2 separate regions of the Homo sapiens genome follow, and region 1 is linked to region 2. The links are chromatin contacts, found by Hi-C or POLR2A ChIA-PET in ENCODE. All regions are on one chromosome and are shown on one strand. Each heading gives the region's core, a stretch centred on a gene start or an enhancer-like site at or near the end of the contact. The rest is flanking DNA. Distances are from core to core; before and after follow the strand shown. Region 1 overlaps KLF12 (KLF transcription factor 12). Region 2 overlaps KLF12 (KLF transcription factor 12).

What was found. Hi-C counts contacts between places; a loop is a spot of excess contacts on that map. ChIA-PET counts read pairs that join two places held with the same protein, here RNA polymerase II (POLR2A). Pooled maps may share reads with other maps.
Region 1: a loop to region 2 is called in a map of aorta, with 5 times the contacts of the local background. The contact joins two enhancer-like sites. A Hi-C loop is called at or near these places in 12 of 168 maps with a recorded cell type or tissue (B cell, aorta, cardiac septum and 8 more), 4 of 37 single-sample maps with no recorded cell type and 10 of 50 pooled maps. POLR2A ChIA-PET finds 5 or more read pairs at or near these places in 8 of 52 experiments (B cell, CD4-positive, alpha-beta T cell, OCI-LY7 and 5 more).

The regions. Positions count from the first base shown.
Region 1 is chr13:74,107,193-74,112,872 of GRCh38, reverse strand. The region is part of intron 1 of KLF12 (KLF transcription factor 12); the gene reads left to right. Among named protein-coding and RNA genes, the nearest start is that of KLF12, 24 kb to the left of the region's middle. Within about 2 kb of position 2,601, at least 2 of the 41 ENCODE cell types and tissues checked have a DNase peak (open chromatin) inside an H3K27ac peak, as active enhancers do; they include heart right ventricle, where a contact is called at or near this core.
Region 2 is chr13:74,059,317-74,065,258 of GRCh38, reverse strand. All of the region lies in intron 1 of KLF12 (KLF transcription factor 12), which reads left to right. Among named protein-coding and RNA genes, the nearest start is that of KLF12, 72 kb to the left of the region's middle. Within about 2 kb of position 2,243, at least 22 of the 41 ENCODE cell types and tissues checked have a DNase peak (open chromatin) inside an H3K27ac peak, as active enhancers do; they include heart right ventricle, where a contact is called at or near this core.

The DNA.
Region 1 (5,680 bases), core at 1,352-3,851, 47 kb before region 2:
GCCTGGCTTTCGGTCTGTCTGCTTTCATCCTGCCTCCCTCATTAAACTTACTCATTTCTAGTGTTGATTTAAAGTAAGAGACAGGTGATGCTTTCTTTTACTTGAACACTTAGAGGCCTTTGAGGTTTATTAATTGGCCCAATTTTAGTGTTGTTAAGTCTCCGGGAGAGAGATGAAGGAATTGCCAGTTGGTGGAGCAGTAAGAACACACACAACATCTATTTATCAAGTTCACTGTCTTAGAAGGTCAGGGTTTGTGTTGCCCCGAAGCCAGTCCCAATAGTAACATCAAAGATCACAGGTCACCAATACAGATGCAATAATAGAAAAGTCTGAAACATTGCAAGAATTACCAAAATGTGACACATGCTGTTGGAAAAATGGCACTAACAGACATGCTCGACTCAACATTGCCAAAAACTTTTAATTTGTAAAAAAACAAATCAAAACAAAACACACACACACACACACACACACACACACAGACAATATCTGCAAAGTGCAGTAAAATGGAATGTAACAAAATAAGGCATGCCTGTATAAAGAACTTTTTATATTCTGACAGGGTCAGTAAACTTGCGTAAGGGCCAGACAGTAATATTTTAGGCTTTTCTAGCCACATAAGGTCACTGTCATGCATACATATCATACACACACACACACACACAGATGCACACACACACATAAACGTTTATTTAACAGCCCTTTAAAAATGTAAAAACTATTCTTTGGGAGCATGCCTTTCAAAAACAGGCCATGGCTCTGTTTGGTCCATAGGTCATTGTCCACTGACCCCTGTTCTATGGTAATAAGTTGGGTGTTCCTTTTTTCTTTTTGCAGAAGAGTCATGTATTTTTGCTATAAAGAACAGATATTAAATATGAATAACTTAAAATCTGAGCCAAAATATGATTGGTTGAAGCTTATGACTTTCTAGCCTTAAACAAATACTGAACAAATTTAGAAATAGCCAAAAAATGATCTAGTTTTCTGTAATATATTTGCCTTTTTTATAAGTGGAACTTTTAAAAACATATCTTTCACAGGTCTAAAAATAAAGAGGAAAACATCATCTTGAGGATTTCTTTAACTTCTTTAAAATAATACATTTCTGGTTTAGTAACTCATAGTACTTTTAAAAGACCTTTTTTCCCCATTGGCACAAATGTTTTTCAATGTGAGATGTTCTATTGAATTTTTAAAGACACTTAAACAAAAATGTGTTCTTTAGGGTGAATGATTAATTGGACTTTTCAGATTATCTTGTGAAAGAGTTTTGTTACTAGGTTGTGTTCTCCTTTTTCAGTCACAGCTCATGAAACATCCCCAAATGCTTGTAGCTTTAGAATTTTTCAGCAGGTTACATTAGAATTACTTTAAATTCTCTGAAGGTAAATTGATTATAGATATTTTAAAGATTTATTTAATTTTTTAAAAGAAGCCTCTTATAAGGTGATTCATTTTTGATGTCAACAAAACATACAAATTAGGTATTATAAGAACTTTATTGGTACCTTAAATGACAAGAATATTAAGAATATTTCAAAAGTTGTCTTATGATTCAAATTTTCTTTCAGGCTACAGTACAGTACCATCTGTTCTGTTTTTCCTTCACTGAGTACATCAAGTTCAAGTGAATCAATAAAATTTGCTAATGCAAAAGGTTAATTTTTGATATAACTTATATTATTCTTATTATTCTTACTTTTTTTTTTTTTTTGAGACATAGTCTTGCTCTGTCGCCCAGGCTGGAGTGCAATGGTGGGATCTTGGCTCACTGCAACCCCTGCCTCCTGGGTTCAAGCAGTTCTCCTGCCTCAGCCTCCTGAGTAGTTAGGATTACAGGCGCCCACCACCATGCCTGGCTAATTTTTGTATTTTTAGTGGAGACGGGGTTTCACCATGTTGGTCAGGCTGGTCTCGTACTCCTGACCTCAGGTGATCCGCCCACCTCAGCCTTCCAATGTAACTTATATTATTGAAGTCAATTTCAAATACACAACTAGAATACATCACGTCTTCTTGGGCTTCATGTAGTACTCATATCCTATTTGCAGATTACAAACCCTTGAGTTCTTATGTTTAATGTTGTTCTTATCTTTGCTGTATCTCTCACCTCAGTGCCCTCATTTGAGAACAGGGTCCCAAGTAAATTTAACTCAACCGAGACCAACCAGCTGTGATATGATTGGTGAAGTTGGCAAAAAAGAATTTAGAATCCATTTATTTCCAGGACCTGTTTAGTTGCTTACCCCTCTGAGCACTGTACTACCTGTAAAGTAGGAAAAATACCTGTTTTGCATTTGTTGGGAGGGTTACAGAAAAACTCTGTAGAAAGCATCATTTCAGTGTTTGGTATAAAGAAAGGCCAGTAAGATAGTAGATGGTATTGTTATTAGACACTGTTCCTACTCTCAATTCTAGAGGAAGAGACAGAATACATTGGGTTACTATTTGTTATTACAATCTATTGTTAGAACTGTAATTCTTGTAGCAGAGGGAGAGTAATGATAAAGCCATACCAGAGGTTCTAAGAATGATCTGTTGAGGACTGGCCTGTAAGCCACACGTTGATGGGTGGGTTGCATTTGACTGGGTGGAGAAAGAGGACGGGGCTGTCCAACATAGGAAGCAACTTGAGCTCTGGGCGAGGCAGGAAGTGTTGGGTGTGTATAGGGCAGAGGTCCACTCTGGCCAATTTAGCGTACAGAAATGCTTTCTTTGGAAATAGTGCTTTCAAAGACTTAAGCCTACAGAGAAACATGTGACATTTCACTTAAGAAAATCTAGATTTCCAAATTTTCTTGAAAAATTTGAAAATCTTGTAAGCATTGGCTAAAGTTTACTATCCTCTCTTAGTCCCACATCATTTCAATATTATACTTTTTCCTGTTTTTTTCCCCAAAAGTCTTAGCTATGATTCTCACTTCATTCTTCCATTTGACTTTCCTAATTATTTTGTTTCTCTAGAAATGTGATATATACTGCCAGTTTATTAAAAGCTTCTATGTTGCTTTTTAGTAAAAACGGATCGGTTTTCATAATTTCAGTTCTATAGATACTTGATAGTAGTTGCTGTTGTGAATGTTCCCCTTGCTCTTTATATTTCTTAAGTGGTCATTGTTGGTGTGTTCTTGTAGGAAATTTCCATTGGCTTGAACTAACATTTTATCATGTTAAAGAACTGTCTTTTTATTTTTATTTTACTAAGAATTACAATCAAGTATAGATTTACAATTTTATCAAATGCTTTTGGACATCTTACAATTTTCTTCTTTGAAATATTGATGATTTGACATCATGGTATGTTGCTTTTAACTAATACATGAGGAAGTTTCCCATCTTTTCCTGTGTTCTAGAGTACTTCTTACAGCATTCAAATAATCTGTTCTTTTAAAAATTATTACAAAATATATTATCTATTCTTCAAATGTTGGGAAACCTTATATATCTGTTAGCTTTTAAAAATAATCAATTACTTACTCCCCCCAGTGCTCCCTGCACTCCAGCAAAGCTGTTTTGCAGTGATTGATCCAGTTAGGTCTCTTATTTAAAAAAAAAAAAATTGACATTAACACTTACCTTCAATAATTTTCTAGCTACTTTTAAATTTAGTAGCAGAAATTTAAAGATAATATATGTTAAAAATTTCCATGTGGTAGTTAAAAGTGATTCTTAATTTCATATTTGTATTTTTATATCTTCAAAAACTAGTTGATGATTTATCTGTTTTATCAACTTTTTTTCAAATATTTGTGTTTATTACATTTTTGTTTTCGATTGCATTTTCTGTTTCTTTTTTTGAAGTGATTGGATTTTACACATTAATTTCTAGTTAGAAAATCTAACATGCCATTTCTGTGTTTTGGATTTTATGGAAAATTCTTTCTCATAAAATGAATGATTAATTTACATAAATTTTCACATATACTTGACCCTTGAACAATATGGATTTGAACTGTAGAGGTCTACTTATACATGGATTTTCTTCCACCTATGCTACCTTGGGACAAGACAAATTCTTCCTTTTCCTCTTCTTCCTCCTCCCCCTCCTCCTTAGCCTACTCAGTTTGAAGGCAATGAAGATGAAGATCTTTATGATGATTCACTTCCACTTAATCAATAGTAAATATGTTTTTTCTTACGATTTTTTAAATAACTTTTCTCTAGTTTACTTTATTATAAGAATATAGTGTTTAATACACGTAACATACATATAGCAGTGGTGTTAGTCAAGTGTTTATGTCATCAGTAAGGCTTAGGTCAATAGTCAGCTACTAGTATTTAAGGTTTTGGTGAGTCAAAAGATATACGTGGATTTTTGACTCCATGGGAGGTCAGCGCCCCAACTCCTATGACCCTCACCCCCCACATTCAAAGGTCAACTGTATGTTTGAAAATACAGGGTATTTGCTCTTCATATAAAATTTGATATAAATATGTTAACTTTTATTTCTTGCTCTTAAAGAGTTCCATTTAGATTCTTGAAGAAAAATAATATGTAAATGAACATATTTAGAGTTTTTGAAAGAGTTATACAGAAATTGGAGTGAGAATGAAGTGGTCATCTGAATTGCTAATAGTATTGAAAAAGTTTATCCAAAGAGACTCTAAGTAAACAAGAATGATATATGGTTTATTTAGACAAATTATTATTATTATTATTGCTATTGCAGAGAACATAGTCATATACTCAAAGAGATGAGGGACATATGTTAAAATAAATTTGAAAGAGCCTTTTAATGATCTCTATTGTGAGTTATAATACATTCACTTCCTTGTGTGGAAGATGAATAATGCCACAGTGAAGAAGTAAAGTAGTAAAAATAATGTGACTTAATAGTACATTGAAAACTTAGCCAGCATTTGCATGGAATGGAAATTAAAGGACCATATGTACAGTATATAAGCCTAATCTTTGTTACTAAGACAAATTGTCTAATGTCGTACCTCAAGACTAAATATTTTTGCTTTCACAGTTGCTTAAAACTTTGTAAAGATCAATTGTCTCGATCAGTTGTTGGCACTAGAATCTAAAGGTCATTTTCCACTTTGTGTTTCTTCTCTTTGCTCTTCATCGATTCCTGCTCTGACCCAGTTGAGGTGCACATTTTTTCCAGGATAGGGCAACCCTTAATGATTTGTCTTGGCTTCCCCTGATTTTTACTTTCTGCTATGTGGTTTATTTCTCTGCCTTTTATTTCAAGGATAGAGCCACCCTTAATGGTTTGTCTTGGCTTTCCCTGATTTCTAGTTTCTAATATGTAGTTTATTTCTCTGCCTTTTAGTCTTTATATTGGTTCACATGTGTGCGCATGCGCACAAATACACACACGGTGAGAGAGACCTCACATTTAAGTAAGTCCAACATACAATGATCTAAGAAAGTGAAGAGTTAACTTTCCTTTTTACTTTTATTTCTGTAGAGATATTGTTACCTTGAAATTCAACCTATTTCTTTATTTTAACTTAGTGACATTGCTGTTTCAAATTTTGGTTGGAGAGTTTGGAGTAGAATTGATTGCATAGGGACCCTACCCTAGAATAGTTAGAAACCGAACTGGGAATACATGTGTGCCTCCTAAAGGCATCTACTATGGTCTGTTGATGTCCCACCAAAATTCATTATGTTGAAACTTAATCTCCAATGCAATAGTATTAAAAAGTGGGGCATTTGGGA
Region 2 (5,942 bases), core at 994-3,493:
AGAGTAGTATACAGTGTGTATATATATATATACATGTGTGTGTGTGTGTGTGTGTGTAAGAATCAGATACAGAGTAATATACATATATGCAGATTGTATGTATGAATCAGTAAAATGTGTGTATGAAGCAGATGGAGGATAGTGGAATGTATGTGTATATGAATCAGGATATGGGAGTATAATGTTTGTGTCTATGTATATATGAATCAGAAGCAGAGTACTGAAGTGTGTGTTTTTGTTTGAATTGGGCAGACAAGTATGTGTATGTGTGTACATGTATATTTGTGTATGAGTCAAAAACAGTAGAATAACGTATACATGAGTGTGTGTGAATCAGACTTAGAGTAGTATGATGGGAAGAATGCAGGATGAATAAAACTAACATTGATTCTGAGATAACTTAGTACCTGTGTGACTTTGTGACTTTGTACAAATCACACAGACTTTCTAGACATCATTAGTACAGTGTGAGATTTTTAGATCTAAGGTCCTTTATGGTCTAAAATTTGATGGTTAGTACAGTCAGCATCACAAACTACTCAGCCTATTTCATTCCTCTGTGAATTATTGTGTCTGTAATGACATTTATAATTGACCTTTCAGCATTCAGAATCTCCATTGTGTCTTTGTTTATTAGCCTCTACAGCAGAGAGACATGATAACTCTTAATTTCAGGGTCATGTCTCTGGACTATGTCCAAAATGTCCCTGGTTATTATAATTCTGGACTCCAATGCTTCTTTGGATGTATCATCAACACCAAATTTTGTAAGTCACTGGATTAACATAAACAAAACGATTGCAGCCACCCATGTCTCATTTTGCTAAAGTTATGTGACTTTATAATACTTAATATTGAGTGAGTGAAATCCACGAAGACACTGTTCATGCCTGTAGAAAATCATATGTAATACCTGCTACATGCAAGGTACTAGGCAAATGTTTATGGAATGAACAAATCATTGTATGGTAAAATGCATTTTAAAAATATACAGTTATATATGAGCCTATGTGTTCTCTGAGAATCCCTGTGATGTTTTTCTTGGTGATGGAGAGGGGTGGTTTTCCATCATCACCATTGCAAGATGGCAGTGGTATTTAGATGCTGTTTGTAATGGACAGATAGTGAGAGGAACTGAGGGGTGCTGGGAATAGAATGTTTGTGATTTTTTTCCTCTTTTGGGGACAGGGATATTGCACCCCTTTTAGAGGAACCATCTTAAACCAGTGAACCAAATTATTTTATTAGCTCATGTCTATAGAATCATATGGAAGCTTCTTCTTTGGGCATAAATTTTGTGTCCACAGGGCACTGAAGCAGTTAATCTAAATGCTGTCTTTTGGAATCAAAGGGCAGCTTGGGCACAGCACTGAATTAGGAAACTGGAACATCAGAAAGTTCTAGTTTTCTTGCAGTATTTTTTTGCTAGTATGTGGTAATTACAAAAGGAAGTGAAAAACTATAAGGGAAAATTATAAATACTAAAATAAAATTTGGTAGTCTAATACAGAACACCTTTTTTAGTGCATGAGTACCTTATACTGTAAAAAAAATTTCAAATCTATTTGAGTATTAATCACTAAAGTTTGCTGTGATTACAGGACATTGCCTTTAAAGGCCCCCTGTCATTTTATGCTGAGTACATGTAGTGGTAGTTAATTTTTACTTTGATATTTTCTGTTGACCTCCTTACTTGTGGGAAAGGAGTAAACCTGAGAAATAAGACATTAAAATCTTGGCTGATTATCAGTTATTAATACTATTCTTGAGGAAGATATTTGGCCCTAAGATAAATGAAATATGAAGGTTGTTAAATAAGGTTAATTTACCTAGCAGTTTTGATGTCCTTGAAGGTTAGCATAGGAAATAATAGTGCAGTCTGAATGCATGGTATTGGCTTTAGGGTAGCTCTTTAGTTCAAGCCTCCTTAAAGCATTTTGAAACGTTTGCATTAAGTTTGTGCTGAATTGACTCCCAGAAAGGAGACTTCTTCCAGAGTCAAAATGAAACTAAGTATTCATATTAGAGGATGGTGGGGAGAAAAAAAAATGTCTTCCACTCAGGAGCAGACTGCATTAGAGTTCTGCCAACTGGCCTGTTTGTGAGAACTAGTGAAGTCATCAAGCCTGAGCTATTTTAGCACCCTGACATGGTGCACCGAGGCAGCTGGAGGTGCGGCACAGAGGAAGCTCGGAGAGAGAGGTTTTTCCGAAGCAAAAAATTTTCCTGCTGACTGACAGCATCACCATTTCACACCGGCTGGGGCTCTGACATCTCTGGGAAGCATGAGGGCTTGTGTAATGGCCCACACAGAAAGTGGGTGAAGAGGATCTCTAGCCTTTTCAGGTTATTTCAAGTGGGGTCTCATTGTCAAGGGACCAACCATCCAACAAAATAGGTTCCTGTGGGTTAGGAAAATGGTGATGGTGAAAAGCTGGAGATGAAATCTTTTGTTTCTAGAGCTAGATGGATTTTTTCGTTTTTCTTTTTTAACACAAAAGGGTCAGAAATGCAAAGGATGCCCTTTGCTGACACAGCTCTGTAAGAGATTACAAGCAAAACAAAGACAGATTTATAGATAATTTATCAGCATATTGAAGACAAATTGAATATCATGCTGCACAGTAAATTACTTCAGAACAACCCCAAAGTGGAAGAAAATACTTGTAAATTGCATTTTTAAGCCCTTAAGAACAAGTTCTATCACTTGTTTAAAAAAATTGTTTTGTAACATGAAGTGCATTTTAATTGTCTGACTATGAACTCTTGCCTTATGGGCTCAGTCACTAAAGATGCTTAAGAGAAAAGCATAAATGAATACTTGATTGATCATAAAATCATCTACAGGATGCTGTTTTAACCACTTCCGAAACGATCTAAAAGTGTACACAGCTTCATCCCTTTAGAGACTTAGAAAAAGTCCAGATACATCAACCAAATAGAGACAAATATAGAGAAAATGAGAGACTAAGTTTTGAGTGTAAGAAATTAACTCATTTTGAGCTTCACTGATGAAAAGCAAGATTTTAAAACAAGAGGTGCTCCATGATGAGTCGTTTTTTACAATAAGGAATGAAGCAAAGCAGACACTCTTTAACATGGGTGCACTCAGGGGTCAGGGCTATGAAAGCTGCCAGAATTCAACCCTGATTTAGCAATGAGAAGCCAGAGACAGGAAGCTGCCTTGTTTATTAGAAATAGGGTAACCACAGTCTCAAGACAACTGAGGAAGACTCTGCTGGCACTTTTCTTCTGAAAGCAAGCACTAGTGCAAAAAAACCCCACCAAAGTATGTAGTATAGGTGTTTATATGTGACTAAGGCTTATGTATTCATATATTCTTTTGTTTACTTCTTAAAATTTATGGTTAGAAAGGCACAACTTTTATATTTTTTCCAGTTAAAAGTTTCAGAAAGCTATCATATAACGTCAAGGTATAAAAATCATGTGTGACCTTGATTTCTACAATACTTTACGTATTCAAAGTAGTTGAACCTTTATTTAGGAGGATGCTTCCTTCAAATTAAAGACTTTTGCTCAGAGAGTGCCACCATGTTTCAGTGGGAAAAGGATCAGATTAGCCTCGGGATACTTGGAAGTTATGGCAGAGGTTGCAGAGTAATTTTTCATTATTTGCTAGAACTTGGGACATCATTGGGATTGTTTTTAATCACAGGTGAAGAAACTGAGACCCCAGAGTGTTTTTTTTATCTGTGGTCTCACAGTCTAGGAAGTATCATGGAAATTAGATGGATGAGTCTAATTGAAAGTCACTGTGTGCAATAACTGGCGTGCCACTTTAGAGGGCAATTAGGAAAAACTGTAGTATGCTTATATTAAATTTTTCTGGACCTTGATTTCATCTGTCTTTGGAACTTAGAAGTTTCTTAAGGATCATGAAATTTGTCTTAGTGATTAAAAGCTAGGCTCCAGAACCCACCTATCTGTGTTTGAAACCTAGTTCCTCCCTCAGTGTTACATGACCTAGGCTAAGTTACCTAACATATCAGGGCCTCAGTTTCCTCATTTATAAGATGACCTTATTGATAGAACTTAACCTTAAAGGATTGTTGTGATGTTTTGAGAGAATATATCTGAAATGCCTCATTTGGTACCTCCTACATAAAAAGACCAAAGTTAATGTGAACTCTTGCTATGATGAATGTTACTTTATTGTACAATGCCTCAAGGCCTTGATTCGATAGCTGCATTTTTGTTTGTGTTGAAAGTATTGGACCACACATGGTAACCCAGGGACCAAGGTCTAGACTTAGCCCATGAGATGGTACTATTCCCCTCACCCTTGTCTACTAGAAAATAATTTCTCTTCTGGTAGGAAATAAGTGCTCTATCAATAGTGAAGTGCTTTTTCAGGAGTAAAGTTCAAGAAGTTAAAACCTGTGAATAGAGATCAGTGAACATTTTAGAAAATAGAAAACGACCACTCCTATTCAACAGAGTACTGGAAGGCCTAGCCAGAGCAATCAGGTAAGAGAGAAATAAAAGACATCCAAATTGGAAAAGAGGAAGTAAAATTATCTCTGTTCACTGATGGCATGATCTTATACCTAGAAAACCCAAAAGACTTTTTGGAAAGGCTCCTAGACTTGATAAACAACTTCAGTAAAGTTGTAGGATACAAAACCAGTGTACAAAATTCAGTTGCATTTCTGTACACCAGTAATGTTCAAGCTGAGAACCAAATCAGGAACTCAACCCCATTTACAACACACACACACACACACACACACACACACACACACACACACACACAAAACCTAGGTATACATTTAACCACGGAGGCGAAAGATGTCTTCTTAAGAAGAAGTTCTACAAAACACTAATGAAAGAAATTTTAATTGATACAAACAAATGGATTGGAAGCATCAATATTGTTAGTATGACCAAACTGTCCAAAGTAATCTACAGATTCGACACAATTTCTATGAAAATACCAAAGTTATTCTTCACAGAATTAAAAAAAAATCCTTAAGTTTATATGAAAACAAAAAAGACCACGAGCAACCAAAACAATCCTAACCAAAAAGAGCAAAGCTAGAGGCATCATGTTACTTGAATTCAAATTATACTACAAAGCTATAGTAACTAAAACATCATGGTACTGGTACAAAAATAGATGCATAGATCAATAGAGAAAAATAGAGAACCCAGAAATCAAGCCACATACTGCAACCAACTGATCTTTGACAAAGTGGACAAAAATAAACAATGGGGAAGTGGCACTCTATTCAACAAATGGTGCTAGGAAAATGGCTGGCTTTGTGCAGAAGAATGACACTGGACCCCTGTCTCTCACCATATACAAAAATTAAGATGGATTAAAGACTTAAATATAAGACCTGAAACTATAAAAGCCCTGGAAGGTAAAACTCTTTTGGATATTGGCCTAGACAAAGAGTTTATGGCTAATTCCCCAAAAGCAAATGCAACTAAATCAAAAATAGACAAATGGAACTTAAGTTAAAAAGCCTCTGCACAGCAAAAGAAATAATCAACAAAATAAACAGGCAATCTACAGAATGGGAGAAAACATTTGCAAATTATGCCTCTGATAATAAAGGACTAATAATATCCGGAATCCACACAGAATTCAACAAGAAAAAAAACTCCATTAAAAAGTGGACCAAGGTCATGAACAGACACTTCTGAAAAGAAGACATGTAAGTGGCCAACAAACATGAAGAAATGCTCAACATCATTAATCAGAGAAATGCAAATCAAAACCACAATGAGATATCATCTTACACATGATAATAATTGTCAGAATAGCAATTATTAAAAAGTCAAGAAACAACAGTTGTTGGTGTGGATGCAGAAAAAAGAGAATGCATGTATACTGCTCGTGGGAACAACTAGTTCAACCCCTGTGGAAAGCAGTTTGGAGATTTCTCAAGAAACTAAAAATAGAATTGCCATTCAAC